Linked DNA regions of Homo sapiens: region 2 is linked to region 1. Evidence: chromatin contacts called from ENCODE Hi-C or POLR2A ChIA-PET data. All regions are on one chromosome and are shown on one strand. The core of a region is the stretch at or near the end of the contact, and the rest is flanking DNA. Distances in the headings are between cores, read along the strand shown. Region 1 overlaps NAV2 (neuron navigator 2). Region 2 overlaps NAV2 (neuron navigator 2).

What was found. A loop is a pair of places that touch in the nucleus more often than their neighbours do. ChIA-PET counts read pairs that join two places held with the same protein, here RNA polymerase II (POLR2A). Pooled maps may share reads with other maps.
Region 2: a loop to region 1 is called in a pooled map, with 2.2 times the contacts of the local background. The contact joins two enhancer-like sites. A Hi-C loop is called at or near these places in 1 of 50 pooled maps. POLR2A ChIA-PET finds 5 or more read pairs at or near these places in 2 of 52 experiments (A673 and HepG2).

What each region holds. Positions count from the first base shown.
Region 1 is chr11:19,933,823-19,938,117 of GRCh38, forward strand. NAV2 (neuron navigator 2) reads left to right here. Exons shown (of 38, transcript NM_145117.5): 7 at 1-455. Among named protein-coding and RNA genes, the nearest start is that of NAV2-AS3, 45 kb to the right of the region's middle. Within about 2 kb of position 1,251, at least 7 of the 41 ENCODE cell types and tissues checked have a DNase peak (open chromatin) inside an H3K27ac peak, as active enhancers do.
Region 2 is chr11:20,029,616-20,033,462 of GRCh38, forward strand. The region is part of intron 11 of NAV2 (neuron navigator 2); the gene reads left to right. Among named protein-coding and RNA genes, the nearest start is that of NAV2-AS2, 18 kb to the right of the region's middle. Within about 2 kb of position 2,241, at least 6 of the 41 ENCODE cell types and tissues checked have a DNase peak (open chromatin) inside an H3K27ac peak, as active enhancers do.

The sequences.
Region 1 (4,295 bases), core at 1-2,500:
GCAGCTGTGCCCGAGATGCCAAAAAAGTCCTCCAAGATTGCCAGCTTCATCCCCAAAGGGGGGAAGCTCAACAGTGCCAAGAAGGAGCCCATGGCCCCTTCCCACAGTGGAATACCAAAACCAGGAATGAAAAGCATGCCCGGGAAATCCCCAAGTGCCCCAGCGCCTTCCAAGGAAGGGGAGCGGAGCCGGAGTGGGAAGCTGAGCTCAGGACTCCCCCAGCAGAAGCCCCAGCTGGACGGCAGACACTCCAGTTCCTCTTCCAGCCTGGCGTCCTCAGAAGGAAAAGGCCCAGGAGGGACCACCCTGAACCACAGCATCAGCAGCCAGACTGTCAGTGGGTCTGTCGGGACCACCCAGACCACAGGAAGCAATACCGTCAGTGTTCAGCTACCTCAGCCCCAGCAGCAATACAACCATCCCAACACTGCCACGGTTGCACCTTTCCTGTACAGGTAGGAGCTGCCACCCACCTGTGCTGCCTGGGACATTGGGTAAAAGTTCCTTTATAGTGGATTCCGGGTCTGTAAGGGCAGAAGCTAGACTGTGCTCCAGGAATACTTAAGTCAGTAGCTAAGAAACCACGTGATGAACTCCTAAGAGAAGCAGACACAATGTGCTCCAGGGAGCAGTTCATACAGCACAGGTTGGGGAAGGAACAGAGAAAGCTGAAGAAGGGAAGTAAAATGTGAGCTGATCCCAGGATGCATAGGAAAGTGGGGACCCCAGGCCTTGTAGCAGCAGCTTCCCTGAGCAGAAAGCATGAAGGCCTAAATATGAGGGTGGGGGCGGTTTGGTGTCACCCGACAGTCCCCAGCATTAGTCCTAACACATCCCAACATACTTAAAAAATAAATAAAATAATAAACACCTGGCTCAATAACTAAGATTTCTTATAGCAGGGATTGCCTTGAACATCCAGATCCTCACAGTCCCTGCTGAGTGCTGGGGCTTTCTGAAGGGAGAGGGACATTGGGGAGAAGAGTAATGGTAGGGGAGGGGCTGGTCTAGAAGAACAAGAGCTCATGTTCTGAGGAGATAAGCCTGGGTGTTTGTGGAGATGGATGGATCCTTCTGTCTTTATCTGTCCCCTAGCCCCTGTCTCTTTGATGGCACATCCTCAGGACCATGGGAGACTGTGTGGAGCCAGTCCACACAGTGGTGCTGCTGCTCTGTGTGATTCTGGTCAGCGACATTGCTCATTGCTCAGGCTACACCACACCCCTTGCTGAATGAGGCACATGGGATTCAGGGGCCACGTCATACACATGGATGAGTCCACTCCAGGCAGATGGAAGCTCCCCAACCCCTGCCCTTAAAGTTCTTATCATTCCCAGAGCTTTCACTGACAGTGCCTGATTCGATCCTGTGCTGGAGATGAGCAGTGCATTTGGCCACATTGCACAATTGGATAACTAATACTTGTACACACAAAAGAGGATTAATGATCAAGTGTCACATTCTAGACACGTATTTTACAGTTGTAACTCAAGTGCATACAGATGCACAGCTGTACACTCACACTCATACAGCCATACATGTGGACACACATTAAAAGTCACATATAAGCATGGACACAAGTATACATTCATACATAAAATGCAAAGGCACATGTGCATACCCGTATTTACATACCTGTTCAGGTGCATAGGTGCATGCCCAGACTTTCAGCTTGCTATGTTTGTATGATTCCCCAAAGAATTCGATATTCCCTCTTTCCTCCTGAGCTGTGTTCTAGTGGTCTCTGTTACAGTTCCTGCCAATAGCTGGTGGAGGGACTGGCTTAAGTGCTTTCAAAGGAAAGCCAGCCAGCACCAGGCCAGCAAAGGAATGTCAGGCATTGCACTCCTTCCTTTTGTTCTGCTTGCATTCTCCTTCAGTGAGGGTCATACCAATCTTTTTAATTGGGAGAAGGTCTCATTTTATTGAATCAAGTCATCAGCTCAGCTCACAATCCTGAGAGAGCACCAGGGCTTAGATAATGACTCAGCTGGTCTACATACACGGCTTTTGTTTTGTTTTGTTTCTGTTTTTTTTTTTTTTTTTTTTTTTTGAGATGGAGTGTCGCTCTATCGCCATGGCTGGAGTGCAGTGGCACCATCTCAGCTCACTGCAACCTCTGCCTCCCAGGTACAAGCAATTCTCCTGCCTCAGCCTCTCCTGAGCAGCTGGGACTACAGGTGCATGCCGCCATGCCTGGCTAATTTTTTTTTTTTTTTTAATTTTAATACAGACAGGATTTCACCATGTTGTCCAGGCTGGTCTTGAACTCCTGAGCTCAGGCAGTCCACCCTCCTCAGCCTCCTAAAGTGCTAGGATTACAGGCATGAGCCACCGCGCCCAGCCATGAACTGTTCTCTGAAGTGTGGAGGCAACTAAATAGCTCCATATGAAATTTTTATAATTCCAATAGCATTATTAGTCTTAAGGTAATACATATTCAGGATTCACAGCTTCTCAATTTGCATTTTCAAAATTAAAATATGACAGTCTTTGATCACCATCAATCCCATTCCTTCTTTTTTTGTTGTTCGCTATAATCATTTGAAAGATTATAAAAGATATAACCTTTTTTTATTTCAAGCTTTTCTATCAGAAGAAAAAGTCTTAATGATAAAAAGCAAATGTCTGACAAAGAGGAGGAAGAGGAAAACGTCTATGATGTGGATCTGACTAGCCCCGTTTTTACGTTAATGCCCACTCTGGGTAACTAACGTCCTTCTGTCCCCTCTGAGTTGCCTTCATCTTTAGGGTAGTCTGGGAAGTGACGCTGGAAATAAGAGCACCAGGATACGAATCAGGACACCTGGGCCCTGTCCTTTATCAGCCCTTGGTGCCCTCTGAGGTCTTCGGCACTGGCTGCAGGAACAGGTATTGATCGAGTGTGGGTACAGAGTCCGCTAAGGGCTTTCCACATCTTAGCTCACTTCATTCTTCCCACACCTCCATGAGCTAGCAGCTTAGAGGTAATTAAGCAATTTGCCCCAAGTCACAGAACTAGACTAGAGGGGCTCATGTTTAAAACCAGGTGTAGGCTGGGCATGGTGGCTTACACCTGAAATCCCAGCACTTTGGAAGGTCAAGGTGGGCAGATCACTTGAGGTCAGGGGTTCAAGACCAGCCTGGCCAACATGGTGAAACCCTATCTCTACTAAAAATACAAAAATTAGCCTGGCGAGGTGGTGCACGCCTGTAGTCCCAACTACTCCGGAGGCTGAGGCATGAGAATCCCTTGAACCTGGGAAGCGGAGGTTGCAGTGAGCCATGATCACGCCACTGCACACCAGCCTGGGCAACAGAACGAGACTGTCTCAAAAACAAACAAACCAAAAAGCCAAGTCTGTCTAACTAGTGAGACCAGGCTCTTAACCACCAGTCTTGACTCTAAATCACTTTATCTTTATTGTCTTCATCTGGAAAATGAGAAGATTGGATTAGATTAGATTCTATAAAATGGTTTATTCTCCTTTTCTGCTCTAAAATTCTCTCCCTCAAGCTTATGGTTCACTATATATAACTTATAATTGCTCCCCCCCCGCCCACCAAAACCTCTCCATGTTAAAGTTGTTACCAAGGAGTAAAGGGAAGATGGGTCATTTTTTTAAAAATCACTCAGAATGAATTATATTTATCAATTCAGAAGTAACAGTGGATTCATCTATCACTTTATCACTTTATAGTTTACTAAGAGTTGTGTGTCACATCACCTTTCATTTTTATAGAACCAGAGGAGATTGCTATTATTATCCCCATTGTACAGATGAGGATGCTGAGATTCAAAGAGGTGGAGTGACAACTCAAGTTTTGCATGGCTAACAAGTTATAGATCTTAGACCTGGAGCTAGTCGAATATTTAGACTTCCAAGTCTAATGTTCCTTCTAGTACCTAGCATCTTCTGAGACTTAAACATTTCTTATTTATCCAGTCAACACACCCTTCTTGCGTTGCCTGTGTAGCATATGAACTTGAACTAACCTTTGCCTCTGAAGAGCTCTCAATCTAGTTGAGGAAAGATTTACATTTTCGCCAACAGGAGAATAAGGAGAGTGCTATAGGATCACATTTTAGCCAACAAGAGAATAAGGAGAGTGCTGTAGGAACTCCTGGCAAGGAGTCAAGGAAAGCTCTCAGGAAAAGATGACATGGAAGCTGCATCTTAAAGACAGATTAGCAGCGAACTAAGGAAGGAGGAGAAGGGCCTTTAGGCAGAGAGGTTGTAGTTACTGCAAAGATAAACCTGTTAAAGCCATGTGGAGAGAAGCCACATGTGGGTGCAGCATAGTAGAGTTGTATG
Region 2 (3,847 bases), core at 991-3,490, 97 kb after region 1:
TCACTGTATCCCCACCGCCTTGCACAGTGCCTGGCACACAGGGGCAGTGGCTCAATGGATGAGATGAAGAAGTGAATTCAAAGCCCTTGGCTAAGGGTCTAAAAATGTGGAGTTTATGAGAAGAAACATAGAAAATGTTTCATAAAATTCCTTCCACCTATACATTGGCTAAAAATATGTGAAGGTTATTTTAAAATCTGATCACTTATAACTCCAGTTACGTTCTTATCTGACTTGACCAATGTAGGGCATTTCATTAGTGGAGAAAAAGGTACATAGCTGTGATCTGGTTAGGAAATCATGCTTTTGTGTTGATTGTTCTGATGAATCAATGGAAGTATCTTCTAGCCATTTCTCTAGATGTTTCAGCCAAAGAAGTCAGGTATATCTGTGATAGGCTGTCTTAAAATTATTAAAAAACCAAAAAGATAGGGAAACCAGCCAAGCTCTGTGTCCCATATTCCTGTTAGTTTCCAGGAGGAGGCCGTGGGGTTGTTTTGCTTATTTCCCAAGGTTGTCAAACACAATGCTATCTCCAGCAACATTTTCAGAGCAATTTTGGAGCTGCTTTGAAAGTTTTATTGTGTAGAGTGAAGGTGAACTGGAGTGGCAAAACCTGGTGAGGAGAGAAGATGCCATCGTGGGTTCATTTATTCTTCTAGTCATTCATATAAAAATCATTGATTCATTCAAAAGATGAAACCTGCTTTAATACTTTAAAAAATATCTTATTTTTAAGAGTGCTTTTGTGCCCAAAAATAACTTCTTAGAGTTAACTAGGATTTAATATTTAATCGAAGTTTTCCGTTTTTTATCTAGATTTTCTTAGAAATCACATCTATAAAACAAGTATTTTGTTCATAAATTAAGATCATTTTCACTTGTTGTCAATTAGTACTTTATTCAGGCAACAGATTACACTTACCTACAAAATTAGTGCTGTTTGAAAGCTTGGATAATTAAATTTTCTTAAATATTTTAGACTGCATTTGTAAATTTAACATACCTGGTTTCCTTAAGCTCTTCAGATGTCTGACAGGGTAGATTTACCAGCCAAACAAGCAAAATCTTTCTAAGCACTTAAGCAACTCTTGCAAATCAAATAAATTAGAGTTACAAATGTCACAAATTATTTTCATAAAGATTTCAATTCTTTTTACAACCGTAATCCAATTCTTAAACATTTCAGCTTAAAAGTCTCAAGTAAAAAATCAATAGTCATTTAAAATTGAAATCAGAAGACTGTTTTGTCAGATCCTGTTATATGCTGTGTATTCTTTTAAATGTTATAAATACATACTGATTAACCCAATGATCACAAAGCCTTAATCTTAATATTATGATTTACTTCATCATTCTTTTTCATCTTTTTAAACCTTTCCCAGATTTAAAATCACACACTCTGAAATAAGGGTAGTCGGTTTATCATCTCAGGTGGGCTCAGCGCCATCATATGGTTTTTCTCCGACTGTTTCAGGACCAGGACACAGGAATGGTCCAATCCTCTTCCAGGAATGATGGTTCCAGAATCATAGCTGCGTACACTGTAGTTCTTTCTGCTGTGTTATCGAGGTCCCCAAGCCACTTCTCTGGAATTTCATTTCACCACATAGTAAACACGAATTCTCTAGGTTCCTTTCAAGTTGCTATCTTAATCACTTTTTGTAACTGCTTTCAACATTTATTGCCCGATTTGGGTCAGTGGACTTTTGTGCCTCATCCCAGGTTGTACCTAATTTCCTTTGTCACTTGATTAGATTCAACCAGTGTCCTTACTGCCTGAGTGAATTCTGCATGCTTTCCACATTTTTCCCATCTGACTCTCAACCACATATCTGGAGTTATTTTACAAACAAGTTACGTTTCCCCATTAGTTAGCATGAGTATGCCAAGTGACAAAAAGCAAAAGAAAGGAATTTACTATTTCTCATGGCTGGATCTCCCAGGGGTGCTTCTGGCTTTCAGTATGGCTGGATGTGGGCACTCAAGCGATGTCAAAGGCACACTTCCATCCCTCTCAGCTCTGCTTCCCACTGTGCCAGCTTCCTTCTCAGGGAAGTGAGAATCAAGTAGCCACTGGCAGCTCTAGGCTCTATTGCATTTTTCTTCATTTTCGCTTTGTGTGTGTGTGTGTGTGTGTGTGTGTGCTTCATTCTTCTCAGCGTTTCCTGTGTAGTCACATAAGTTTGGGGAATGCTCCTTTAGGCAAAGTTATGGTGATCTTTACTGGACTTCACAGCTGTTAAAATGTTGATGTACTGTTTACAGTGTGAATCTCCAACAAGGCAGGAGATTCCACATTCCCTTCTTAGGGCAACATTCTTATCACAGAGCATCTGGTGGAACTGGTTTTCCTCAGAATACATCTGCAAACTCACTGAACTAATCTTGGTGGCTCCTGATCATTTGTACCCTGAATGGGAAAAGGACAAGTTAGAACTAAGTGACTTTATGTCAAGATGAACTTGCCAGTATCCCAGAGACCCAGAAGCAAAGGAGACATGGCTGGTTTTCCAGCTGCAGGGGCAGCTTTGGTTTCTGGCCACAGACAGCTCTGGCAAATATCGAGGCTGCCCTTGCTCATTGTGGCCTTCCCTCGTGTCACTGCCCTTCATCCTTGTCATAAGTGTCCCCCACTCCCACCCATGGATTAGATCCCTGGCTTCCCCTCTTCTGGGTGGCTCAGTTACAAAGGCTTCCTGTCAACTCAGGGTAAGCACGCAGTGCTCCAGGCACTGATATGGGAAGAATCCTGTGTATCAAGGGCCACATGCCCCTCCGGAATATTATGTTGGTGTTGAAAGGACATGGGGGAAGAAAGGTTACAATTTCAAAGCACAAAATCTGGGACTTGGATTCATGAGCATCTGTTACAACTGCTCTCTTTCCTCCCTGCCAGCCACGGTCCTCTCCCACCATTCCCCTTTCTTCTTCATCAAATTATGAGAAATTTTAGATACATTAAATTCCTAACCCCAAAGAGCAGATGCAAGAAAAGACACATGAGATTTTCTTTTAATCACTAGAACAAATTTGAGTCCTTTTCCATCTGTGACGCCATGCTTTCCCAATCAGATCCTCCTGTGGTTACCAGCCTAGGTGAAACAGGCACAGAAGCTGTGACCCTGCAAAGAATCATTGGGCAGGGAGCTGGGCTTAGAATCCACTACTGGTGGTGAGTTTGCAGCAGAAACTTGCTCTATCTTGCCTCTGCACATTGAGTTTGTCAGGAGGTATTTAAGGAGCACAGACTGTGTCTTTGGAGATGGAAGGCACGTGGTCCACCGAATGAACTTGACATTGCTGCAGCATTGCCCCTCAGTCCTCACGGCCTCAGTTTCTTCATTATGAAACACCCTTAAGAGTGACTAGGAGAGTATGTGCAAATGTTGAATAGTTTGGCATGTGGCACAGGCTCAGGGAACAGCCGTTGTTGCTACAGAAGGCAGCATGACACAGACTAGAAGGAGCACATATTTTGCAATTAGACATTTGCTTTTTAAACCCAGTTCCAACACTGAATGACATCGGTCAGCGTACTTATTCTTTCAGCCTCTATTTCTTCATTTGTAAAATGGGCAGGATGATACCTACCTTGCAGGTATGATATGAGGACTGGAGAAACCTATAACAATATATTTAAAGTACCCAGCACAATGCCTGATCATGATAAGCACTTAGTTGTTATCGCTAAGCAGGCCCCTGCATATATTTGGACGATAGGACGGCCCTTTGTATAGAGAATAGCTAGAAAACTGTGTAAGAGTGTATAGAAGCAAATAGAAATGTGTGACACTATGTAGGAATTTAAAGTAGGAGATGATGTGGGTGGGCTGGAGTATTTGAA